3 separate regions of the Homo sapiens genome follow, and regions 2 and 3 are each linked to region 1. The links are chromatin contacts, found by Hi-C or POLR2A ChIA-PET in ENCODE. All regions are on one chromosome and are shown on one strand. Each heading gives the region's core, a stretch centred on a gene start or an enhancer-like site at or near the end of the contact. The rest is flanking DNA. Distances are from core to core; before and after follow the strand shown. Region 1 overlaps DOCK9 (dedicator of cytokinesis 9). Region 2 overlaps STK24 (serine/threonine kinase 24). Region 3 overlaps STK24 (serine/threonine kinase 24).

What was found. A loop is a pair of places that touch in the nucleus more often than their neighbours do. ChIA-PET counts read pairs that join two places held with the same protein, here RNA polymerase II (POLR2A).
Region 2: a loop to region 1 is called in a map of heart left ventricle, with 4 times the contacts of the local background. The contact joins two enhancer-like sites. A Hi-C loop is called at or near these places in 1 of 168 maps with a recorded cell type or tissue (heart left ventricle). POLR2A ChIA-PET finds 5 or more read pairs at or near these places in 4 of 52 experiments (AG04450, BJ, GM12878 and 1 more).
Region 3: a map of CD8-positive, alpha-beta T cell shows a loop between it and region 1 (2.2-fold over the local background). The contact joins two enhancer-like sites. A Hi-C loop is called at or near these places in 1 of 168 maps with a recorded cell type or tissue (CD8-positive, alpha-beta T cell). POLR2A ChIA-PET finds 5 or more read pairs at or near these places in 2 of 52 experiments (GM12878 and T-cell).

What each region holds. Positions count from the first base shown.
Region 1 is chr13:98,819,960-98,823,608 of GRCh38, reverse strand. All of the region lies in intron 45 of DOCK9 (dedicator of cytokinesis 9), which reads left to right. Among named protein-coding and RNA genes, the nearest start is that of DOCK9-AS1, 10 kb to the left of the region's middle. RefSeq lists an enhancer at 2,263-2,763. Within about 2 kb of position 1,593, at least 7 of the 41 ENCODE cell types and tissues checked have a DNase peak (open chromatin) inside an H3K27ac peak, as active enhancers do.
Region 2 is chr13:98,563,682-98,567,309 of GRCh38, reverse strand. All of the region lies in intron 1 of STK24 (serine/threonine kinase 24), which reads left to right. Among named protein-coding and RNA genes, the nearest start is that of STK24, 12 kb to the left of the region's middle. Within about 2 kb of position 1,294, at least 24 of the 41 ENCODE cell types and tissues checked have a DNase peak (open chromatin) inside an H3K27ac peak, as active enhancers do.
Region 3 is chr13:98,541,284-98,544,763 of GRCh38, reverse strand. The region is part of intron 1 of STK24 (serine/threonine kinase 24); the gene reads left to right. Among named protein-coding and RNA genes, the nearest start is that of STK24, 34 kb to the left of the region's middle. Within about 2 kb of position 1,528, at least 10 of the 41 ENCODE cell types and tissues checked have a DNase peak (open chromatin) inside an H3K27ac peak, as active enhancers do.

The DNA of each region.
Region 1 (3,649 bases), core at 344-2,843:
CAGCTGAGGGAAAGCTTTTTAATCCTGCCCATGTTTTAAGGAAATTGAAGTTGTCCAATTTCTCCCATGGAGTGAAAGAGCAAGCCAAGAAAGGAGTCAGTCTCTTCCGCCTCTGCTGCACCTGCTTCATCCTGATTTCCAGGGCCACAGCGGTGTGGCATACGGTTGATACTGGGGCTTTTAACCATTCTCATGCCAGGGAGGCAGGCCCTTGAACACACATCCTCATGACATGAGCTAGGCCATAAGTCAGTGGTTCTCTAAACATGGTCCTGGAACCTTTCAGTGAGTCTTTGAGGCGGTACTCTTGCTACTGAATGTCTATGAGGCTGGGTTTTCTTTGTACGCAATGACCCAAACAGCCTGTCAAACAGGCTGTGTGCAGAATGGATGCACATTTGGGCTTATCTTGCAAAATCAGACAGTAAAGAGAGTTGTAAAAATGGAAAATACTACTACTCTTCACTCTTTTTTTTTTTGGAAAAAATATCCTTTTTTATTTACAAATGCTATTTTTAAAATATGTAATAGGCTTATTGTTTTCATTAAATTAATAAGTAAATCTTAATTTTGTTTCAGTTTTCATATCTAGTATTGTAAATATTGAGAGAGAACAGTCACATAAACTTTGAGGTCCTCAATAATTCTTAAAATCTACGAAGGGGTCTTGAGCTCAAAAAGTTTAAGAACCACTGTTGTAAATTGTCTAGTCTCAAATGGTCCTCAAAATTAAAAACTAAGCATGAATTAAAAGGATAACATATTGAGTGTACTTCATGTTTAAATATTAAGATAATTTAAACCCCAATAAAGTTTTCTAGGTATCCTACAAAAAAAGAAATAGATTGGTTATTACGTGGTTTTAACAGTTCTGCTGTTTCTCCACCTTGAAAGGCCTGGGTGGATGGTCTTTTTTGTTTGTTTGTTTGTTTGTTTGTTTTACTTTTTACTCTCAAATATGAAACCTGCCACTGAAGGATCAAGGCCCACATACTCTTGGCTTTGAACTCCTCACTTCAGGCGAATTTCAACTGAGTTTTTCTCTGAGAAGAGGCATGACTGCATTGTCTCCTTGCAGAAACCACCCTGGCACCTCTGCCGAGTCAGACCTCTGGAGTGTACCATTTTGTTTGGAATTAGATAAGGAAAGCAACGATGCCAGGAACAATTAAAGATTGGAAAGTAGACTATTTTTAGTGACCTATCCTGCAGAGCTGATAAAATGAAGCTTGCATTTGCTCATCTGATTGAGTAACAGGCTGAGATAGTTATTATGTTAGAGCCTAATGAATTAGCCTGTGAAATCAAGTGCAGACAGCCTTGGGGAAATTGTGAATGGAGTCCCCTCTAAGTAATAACTAAGCCTGTGACAAGGACCCCTTTATCAGCTATTTTCAGAAGACGGATTCGTCACCTTGTCCTTGAAGCATAAACTTAGTAAATCTTTAACAAGGTCCATAGTACATGACAATCTGTGGTGATTAGGATGTGACACAGCAGGGTTATAAAGTCCTGAGCAAGCCTTGCACATCCAGATTGAAACTAACGGGAAGCAGAAAGACTAACATGTTCTAAAAGACAGGAAAGCAGAAATTACCAGGCACGTTTTTGCATTGGCTGCCAGGATGTTGCAAGAAAAAGAGAGATGAAAATCTCTGCCAGAGAGGAAGGACTTTGGGGAAAATCTGGTGGGAGATAAGTGTATAACACAGTTGAATAAAAATCATTGCCCTTTTCATCTACATTATTAGATATAATTAAATGCCTGAGATGTTCTCTAAAGTGACTTTAAGGGACGCTACCTAAAAATACTCAATTCTCTTAGCAGCAGGTCTCAGATGAGTTTTTATTGGCACCAATTCCACCTTCCTTGATTCTGAGCCGAAGAGCAGACTCCTTTCCAGCTGCTTTTGATTAATAAAGAGAAACCTCCAATTCCTATTCACAATTTTGTTTTGCAAGACTGAGCCTGTGTAGATTGAAGAATTCAGAGTTTCCTGTGGTGTCAAAATTCCCCATGGCCCATGTAGTTCTGAGATCCCTCCCTTGTTAACGAATGCAGTACCAAGGTCCTGGAAGGATGCAGGTAGCATAGTTGGGAGATTGAAGAAAGTCTAAGAAAGGAACTGTTTTTAAAAGTTCAGAGAGGGTTTAGGGAAGCCAACAAGGGATGTTGCAGTGCCCCGAGGTTAGCAGCAGCTGGGCGTCACCCCTTAACCTTAGGGAGAAAGGGAGAAATTACATAGAAGGACCACCTGGCAGGACCTGTGAGCTTTTTAGTAAAGGACTCCTGAGGGCACCCACGCAGGGAGGAAAGGAGTAACTGCCCACCTCACTCTCCTCCTGCCCCCCAGCCTCCTACTGGGGCCTATCCTTGGCCAAACTCAACAGCAACCAGACAGGAAGTCACCATGCACGAGTCCTGCAGTGTCTGCTTCTCAGAGCAGAGCCCAGGAGAACAGGGCCCAGAGGAGCTCCAGAGGGAAAAGTAGAAAGTACAGGTGATCCTCATTATCCACCTATCTGCTGAAATTTCTTTGTAGCCTCCAAATCAATACTCCTTGGTACTTTTGTGGTCATTCAGGGATATGTACAGAGCATCAAAAGATTTTACCACTCAACTATGTTTCCAGCTGAGGCCGAACCAGGCAACACTCTGCTTCTTGTTGCAGCTCTCATCCCATTGTCAGAGGTGTTCAAACCAGACTGACTCCATCTTGAGTGAGGGCTAGGAAAATGAGGCTGGGACTTGCTGGGCTGCCTTCCCAGAAGGTCAGGCATTCTGAGCCTCTAGATGTTTATGGTTAAGGGATCAAATTAATAATGTTTACTAGACAGACCCAGACTTGAGAGTGTCTAGATATCTCAATATCTGGAGAAGAAAGGCGTTCCTGATTTTTCTTTAAAGCTAATAATATCGATTTTTGCAAAATACAGTAATTAAGAAAATTAATCCTTTATCACAGATCCTCATAGCAGAGCACATCTCCCCATATATACGAGTAATGTACCTGGGATGGATGTGTTCCTCCTCTTACTTTCAGGAACAGCCTCCTCTGTCTATGGAGTAGCTGTACTTTGACCACTTTTTACTTTCTTAATAAACTTGCTTTTACTTTGCACTGTGGACTTGCCCTGAATTCTTTCTTACACTAGGTCCAAGAACCCTCTCTTGGGATCTGGATTGGGACCCCTTTCCTGTAACACCATGAACAGGCCCCCTTTTGGTGGTCTACTTTATGCCATGTTTTTCACATTTGTGTGGATTTTGTTGGCGGTTTGCTGTTTAGAATGGCTTTCTGGGGTTCCTAAGTGCAAGAACACTGCCATGTGTAAGTTACATAAGCTTTGTTCAAGTGTGAGTTCTAGTGCTGTTGGCTATATATTTAATGTTAATGAATCAACAATATATATTTAGTTAGATGTCTTTAAACAAAACACATAAAACAAGTGTAGGTATTGATTGGTTAATGAAAATGTTGTAACCAGAGGCTCCCAGGAACTGAACCTTGCATTTTCCCTAGGAAGCGGACAAGTATTCACTAATTCACAGTGACTTTATAGAACATAACTACCTCAGATGACGAGAACTGACTGTATCTAGCACACAAAACTGTTGTTTTACAGAACAGCAGGTCTTGCCATTGCA
Region 2 (3,628 bases), core at 45-2,544, 260 kb after region 1:
CACAGATGCCGAATAGCCCGTCAGAGGGCCTGGGTGTTATGTGGCTGTCCCAGTGGCCATGTGTTAGCAGATTGCATGTTGCAGAGTCAGTGGTGTCTGCGCGCTGGGGGCACTGCACAGCGCTGGCCATAAATCCATAGCATGTTAATGGATGGAGGACTTGAAGGGTGCGTATCTAAACAGCGAAAGCTCTTCTTTGGGGTATGGCCTTCAAGTGATTTCTTGCTTAAGGACAGAGTACTTTCTTGGGTAGAATTTTACAGCAACGAACCATTGAGTAGAAATGAAAAACAGTCTGGAACTTGGGACTGAGCCTTAGCCCGCAGTTATTTTAGGTATAGTTTCGTCGAACTTTGGAAGCGTGTTCAATGTGGTGACTTCAAAGTTATTAAACTGCCACTTGAACTCCAGATGAAGAAAGGTATTGCTTGAGGAGCGTTCCTGTGGTATGTGTGATGGATGCAGTTTCCTGGTACCAAATATTTCTTGAGAGGTAATTCACACAGAAAAAGCTGGTAGCACAAAGCCTCACTTCTTCAGCAGTTCTGCAGCAGAGCTTTCTTCTCCCACCTGCTTCCCTGTTGCTTGCTGTGGGTAGGTGGAAGGACTGAGCCTGTGGCATGGCTGGATTTATGTCAGTCTAGAAAATAAACATCTTTGGAATTTGTTGCCCTTCATGGGAAGCCTTGTCGGAAGGGGACTGCTTTGATTGAGTTTTCTTCAGTGAGGGCCAGGCCTCTTGGTGAACCCTCAGGGTCTCTGCTGAGGGAATGGCTGTCAGACTAATTTTACAGATGAGAAAACCGAGGCTTATGAAACCTGCCCAAGGCCTCGGCTAGAAAACAGCATCACTGGGGCGGAAGCCCTGACTGGGAGGCCAGCATGTGTGTTCTTTTCCTTCCTCCCGACTGCCTGCTCCCTGGCGTGTCAGATTCCCTGCACCACATCCCCAACACAGCTCTGCCCTCCTGACCGTCACATTGTCCCTCCAGCCTCCATGAAACAGCTGAGTTCAGGGCTGTGAACAGAGGGTGTTTTGGGCGTTTTTATTTCCTTGTTTTTAACCTTTAAAGAAGAGTGTGTTCATGTTTCATTGTTATTCATTTTTTTTGAGGAAAAGAAAAATCTCCATTTCATTGAGGGCAGGTCCTTCCCCCATAGCCTGGCGTGCTTCTGGCTGGCAGCGTGCCTGGCACAGCAAGGTGGGCAGCTGGCGGTGTGGGTCCTTGTGGTCCTGTGCCGGAGGGGCTGGGCCTTCTTGGTGGCGGTTGTCTGCGTGAGAGGAGGTAGCTGACCTTGGCTGCCACCCCCATGCCTACCGCCTGGTGCTGGAGCAGAGGGAGCCCTGGGCCTTCAGCCCACCGGGCTGGCACTGCGCTGTCTGTGCACTCCTCCTGATCGGGAAACTTGTTCCTGGATTATTTTTAACTGGCTTCCTGGAATTTAGGATTGTGGGTGTGGGGGGCGGTGACTTGGACTTTCAGATGTTTTCCTTGTTCCTTTATCTCCATTCTCTGTAGTGAGCTCTGAGCCCCACCTCCTTAGGGTGGGCATGGAGCTGCTGACTGGCTCCTGTTCATTGCCTTTCAGGTGTTGCCCAGACTGTGTTGTTTTGGATGGTGAAGAAATAACTGAAAAAGTACCCTCTAATCGAATATAATTTTTTTTTTTTTTTTTTGAGATGGAGTCTCATTCTCGTGCCCAGACTGGAGTGCAATGGCACGATCTCGGCTCACTGCAACCTCTGCCTCCCGGGTTCAAGCAATTCTCCTGCCTCAGCCTCCCAAGTAGCTGGGATTACAGGCACCCGCGACCACACCAGGCTAATTTTTGTATTTTTAGTAGAGACAAGGTTTTGTTTGCCCTGTTGGCCAGGCTGGTCTCAAGCTCCTGACCTCAAGTGATCCTCTCGCCTTCGCCTTCCAGAGTGCTGGGGTTACAGGTGTGAGCCACCGCGCCCAGCCCTCTAATAGAATATAAGGCCACTCAGTGTCACCTGGAGGGGTTGGTAAAATGCAGACTACAGGCTCTGCCCTGCTGCCCTGGAGTTTCTGATTCTGGGCGTCTCGGAGGGAGTTTGTGTTCTGAGCAAGTGTCCTGGTGTATTGCCGCCTCGAGGATGACACTTTGAGAACCACTGCGCTGGAGAATCAAAAAAGAATCCTGAATCCTCATTGCTCCCCACTCTAGTGAAGCACACAGTAGCCTTGCCCATTTGAAAAGCAGAGCAAGCTACAATCAGTGCTTGCAGCCTATGGCTTGTATTTCCAAAGACTGACTTTGGAACCGCTGACCTAACTTTGGGAATTGAATAGGCCTGTAATTATAAGACTCATTAGAGCCTTTGCGATTTTAGCATGTATTTATAAACCTGTTGGGGGCAGAGGATGTGTGTTCCATGTCTTTTTGACCTTGGAACCTTATTTTTATTTTTAGAAATGGGAATCTCGCTATGTTGCCAAGGCTGGACTTGAACTCTTGGCCTCAAGCAGTCCTCCTGCTTCTGCCTCTTAAGTAGCTGAGATTACAGGCTTATGCTACTGCGTGCCACTTGGAACCTTATTTCATAAGGAGTGCATCTCTCAAGATCTAGGGTGCAGTAGTCTTTTTGGAAAACCCCGAACTAGAACAAATGCTCTGAACCTGATAATTCTCAAATTTGTCAGGATAACTTTTCTTAACTGTGGTATTGCCTGCTGCTCCTGACTTCCTGATCAGATGTAGACGCCAGCCTAAAACTCAGGGCCTTTTTTAGTACCCAGCTTCCTCCTCTCTGCTCTTCAGCTCCTCTGCCCTGGGTGGGCTCAGCTCCCTGTGCTCCTCCAAAGCTCAGTGCCTGTTCCTGGGCCTTTGAACCTACCCCTCCCCATGCTCAGCCACTGCAGGATTCTCAGACTCAGTACCGCTTGCCTTCCTCTGCCTAGGGAGCCCTCGTAAGGGGAAGCCCCCGAGCAAGCTCTGTATCATCTGTCCAGCTCCTCTTAGCTCCAGGTGCTGGGATGCCGCAGGGGAGAGAAGGGCATACCCGCCGGTGTTTTTCCCACTGATGAAATGACCGTCTTTGGTTAGAATTGATTTTCTTTTCTCGGTAGCTGTTGTATTTAACACTTAACTAAATGTAATACTATACATATATTTCAGAATGGGAAAAAGTATTTCATATCAGTAGAGTTTTCAATGTTTGGGATGTTGGCTTTTATGTATAGTTGATTTGACTTTTGATTCAGAAGTGATCTCTATTTCTCTGTTATCTCTCCCCCCCATTTATTTTAATAATGTCGTCTGTTATTAGGGTGTACTGGATTTAGTTACACTTTGATTTTACCAGGCTTTCTTATTTGAGGGTTTTGGGGTTGTTGGCTTTGCTTTTGGTTTTAAGTGCATTGTAGTTTTTCTGAGGCTTGTTACAATTCATTACATGAGGAATTGGAAACTTTTTTTTTTTTTTTTGAGACGGAGTCTCGCTCCTTCACCCAGGCTGGAGTGCAGTGGCGCGATCTCAGCTCACTACAAGCTCCGCCTCCCAGGTTCATGCCATTCTCCTGCCTCAGCCTCCCGAGTAGCTGGGACTATAGGCACCCGCCACCACGCCCGGCTAATTTTTTTTTTATTTTTAGTAGAGATGGGG
Region 3 (3,480 bases), core at 279-2,778, 280 kb after region 1:
TTTCTGAAATGTTTCCCCTCTCCCTTGGGAATTCGGAAATATTTTCCTTTTGCTTGTTTTCTTTTTCACCACTGTCTTTCCTTGTAGAGGCGTCTCCGCATGCCTCGGTGTGGATTCTTTGGCTTAGGAGGGGACCTGCCATGTACCCTGGCCTCAGGTCGGCTTGGAGGGTGGGGAGCATTGCCTCCTGGGGCGGGCGGCTCTGTCCTCTCCTCTCCGGCCTGCCCTGCCTTCTGCCGGCTGGCTGTGCCTCTGCCTGCTCTACCCGGCGGGATGAGATACTCCAGGGGGGCTGCGCCACTCCCAGTAGGGCCCTTGCTTCCCAGATGCAGGGTCAGGGCCCAGTTGCCTGGGGCCCACAGTGCAAAGCTGGCCTCTCTTCCAGGAAACCTTCCTGGTTAGGGAAGTGGAGATGCCCTCGTGGGCCAGGCCTGCTGGGGACTTCTGTGTCTGCAGTTGGGCCACGGGAACGTACCTGCCACCTCAGTTTCAGAGCCTCCTGCCCCTGTGCTGGCCTAAGGTCCTGCTGTGTTCTCAGTTGTCGCCTCAGCCTGGGGCAGAGGTCATTGTGCCCGGCAGGTAGTCTTTGTCATCTGTGGGTTCAGGTGAGAGTAGTTCCTAGTTTTATTGCAGATGGACTTTTCTTCTCACTCTCCTTCCTTTATTAACTTCAGCGTGGGCCACAGCAGCCTAACGTAAATGCACCTTTCATTTAATGGCTTTTACTAGAAGCCTCTTCATAGCTATTTTTAAACCTGAGGTCCACTAACATGACTCCAAATTAGAGCCAGGATACTCACACTTGCCAATTTACATTGTGTGCTGTTCTTATGAAGCCTAGGATCAAAAAAGACCCAGAAGTAAAATCAAGTTTCTTTTGTATAGCATGTGGTTTATGCGTGTGGGTGACCGAGTCTGCCGGATACTGAGTCGTGGATGGCAGCTTCTGGCGGTGATCCGTTCAATAGAAGCCATTGATGACCGGCACCGCATCTGCAGGCTTCACCCTCGGGGCGGCTGGCAGCTCCTCTCTTGCAGTCGAGGGGTGTCCTGCGTCCTACCATAGTTCAGCACCATCCTTGGGGGCCACTTGGGAGTAGAGGGCTTCCGGGCCCCAGTGCGGGGTCTCCTGTTGCTGCCTCCCCTCTCTCTGTATTCTCTGTCTCTCTGCAGCGATCAGACCCGCGTCTTCGGGTCCGCGCCCACCCTGGCCTCACCTGCTGCTTCTCAGCTGCTGTTGATGGAGACCAGCTGTTTGACCTTTCGTAGTGTGTGCCTTTATTACGCACCAGAATGTTCTGAGAGCAGGACTGAGGCCCCACTCTGAGAGGTGCAGTTTGGGCAGACCGGGAATTTGGGGCAGCTGTGTTTGTGCTTGGAGACCTTTTTTGCTTGGTGCTTCTGGAGGGTCGAGGTTTCTCAAATCTGAGTGCCGAATCAAAGTTGAGTTGTACTGAGAGAGCCGCAGTTAAGTAAATGTATGCAGACTTCCTGTCAGGTCCAGCCGCGGGAGCACATTGGTTGAATTATTCATTTGGTTTGCCCTTCAAGTGTTTAGTTCTCTTTTTTTGGGGAAAAAAACAACTCTGTGGGGACACTTGGATAGAGAGGATTTTCCCGAAGCTGTAAACTTTGGAGGATGGCATGACTGGTCTCCTCCCAGCCGGAGCGGAGCTGCGGCCTCTCCCCCCTCCCTTGGCCTTTGCTGGCACCTGTAAGCCCCCGGAGGCTTCAGTCTTTGGGCCTTCCAGGTCCACGCTAGCTGGCTGCTGTTTTCTGCTACAGGAAGTGGTGGATCTGAGACTTGGTACTCCGTCCCATCGTCTCCACAAATACACCCGTTCCTGTCAGGCCGCGTGTTCTGGTGTTGTTTGGAAATGAGGGGGTCTAGATTTCAACTGACCTCTTACGGACATACAGGGTAAGCGTTGGTACTTGGACGTGTAGATGGAGAAAGTAGAGTAAAAGACAAACGCATAGAAAGTAGATTGCACCATCAGCCTTTCTAGGGCTGTGGGCTGCTTTGCTTCCCGTCACTTTCACTCCAGGAACAAGGGACTAATATGGAAAGGAACCTAGGAACCGGGAAACCCGAGCATTTATTAGGCTCAGCTGTATGATTTTTAATGTGTGTTTCTTTATCTGAAGTGCATGAACTACCTTGTAGGCTGTTTCTTGGGTCTAGGAAGCCATTTATATTTATATGCTGGTTTCCTGAAAAACACAGAGTGCTCTGTGAGTATGAGGGGTTACTGTGTTGTCACTTGAGTTGACCCTGGAGTTTGAGGCTGGCCCTGTTCTGGTTACCATCAGTAAAAGGCAGAGCTGGGAGGAAGTTGGAACCTACCAATTGGCCGTTTTTTTTGTTGTTGTTGTTGTTGTTTGTGCATAGGATGAATGTATTGTTTTTGTCAGTCCTTTTTACCTTAACAGACGAGAGAGTTGGCTGGAATGGTCCCTACTCAGCAATATTTATTTAGGTTTGCACACCTTCCAAAACGTTGCTTATTTAAGTCCCATTTACAATGCTTTAAAATGGCTGACATATCAGTCAGCGCTAGGGTCGGTGGAGTGTGATGTCAAGAAAGTATTAAATCATGAGAGCTGATTACCATGTCCAGAAAATAACGCAGTCTTGTAAATAACCTTTGTCTTCAGGTCGGGATAAGAAATGAGTTATAAACGGCCCATGGTTAAAGTCCTAGTGGACCCTTGGAGAACAGCGGGTGGAGATGGAACGAGCTTTGACTCACTTGTGTTCTGTGTCCTTTGATCTGTGCCAAGGAAGAGATTGCTTTGAAATGCACGATTTTATTTTCTCAACTAAATATTGTAGCAGCAGTAATGGAGTAGTGAGTGGAAAAGTATTGCTCACTCTATTCCACATTTCCCGGAATTTATGTGATACACCCTGCTAACCCCCGGGCTTCAGTAATACCAGTGCGTGCTGTTTAGATGTGCAGATAAAATACACTTCCTCATGGTAAAAGGGTAAAGTGTCATGGATGAGGGCACAGGCTGTTGAGACAAACTGGTTCAAATCTTTCCTACAGTTCATCTCACCTTTGTGTTCTGGTTTCCTTATCTTTGAAGAGATGGGGATTACATGATTTAATTCTGTAGGGACAGCATCTGGTACATTTATTACATTGGCAGCTTCTAAGTCAAAAATAAGAAATATCTCTTGAAAGAATTTAAAAGTTTATTGTAAATTAGGTTATAATTTTCCTGAACCCTCCCACTTTCTGGCTCTGATGCTGACATCATGGTCTCTTTGCTCACAACCTCAAAAGTTTTCATAATACTGCCATTAGGAAAACACTGTTTCCTTTGAACATCTGAACAAACTGCCCTTCATAGTTGGTCGGGATGCAGCTGAAAGTGTTGGGTCCTGATTTTGATCAGCTTGAAGCTGTTCCCAGACCAAACTGAGGGTCAGGCTGCTATTTCTCGGGCCCAATAATGAGATGCAGATGAACT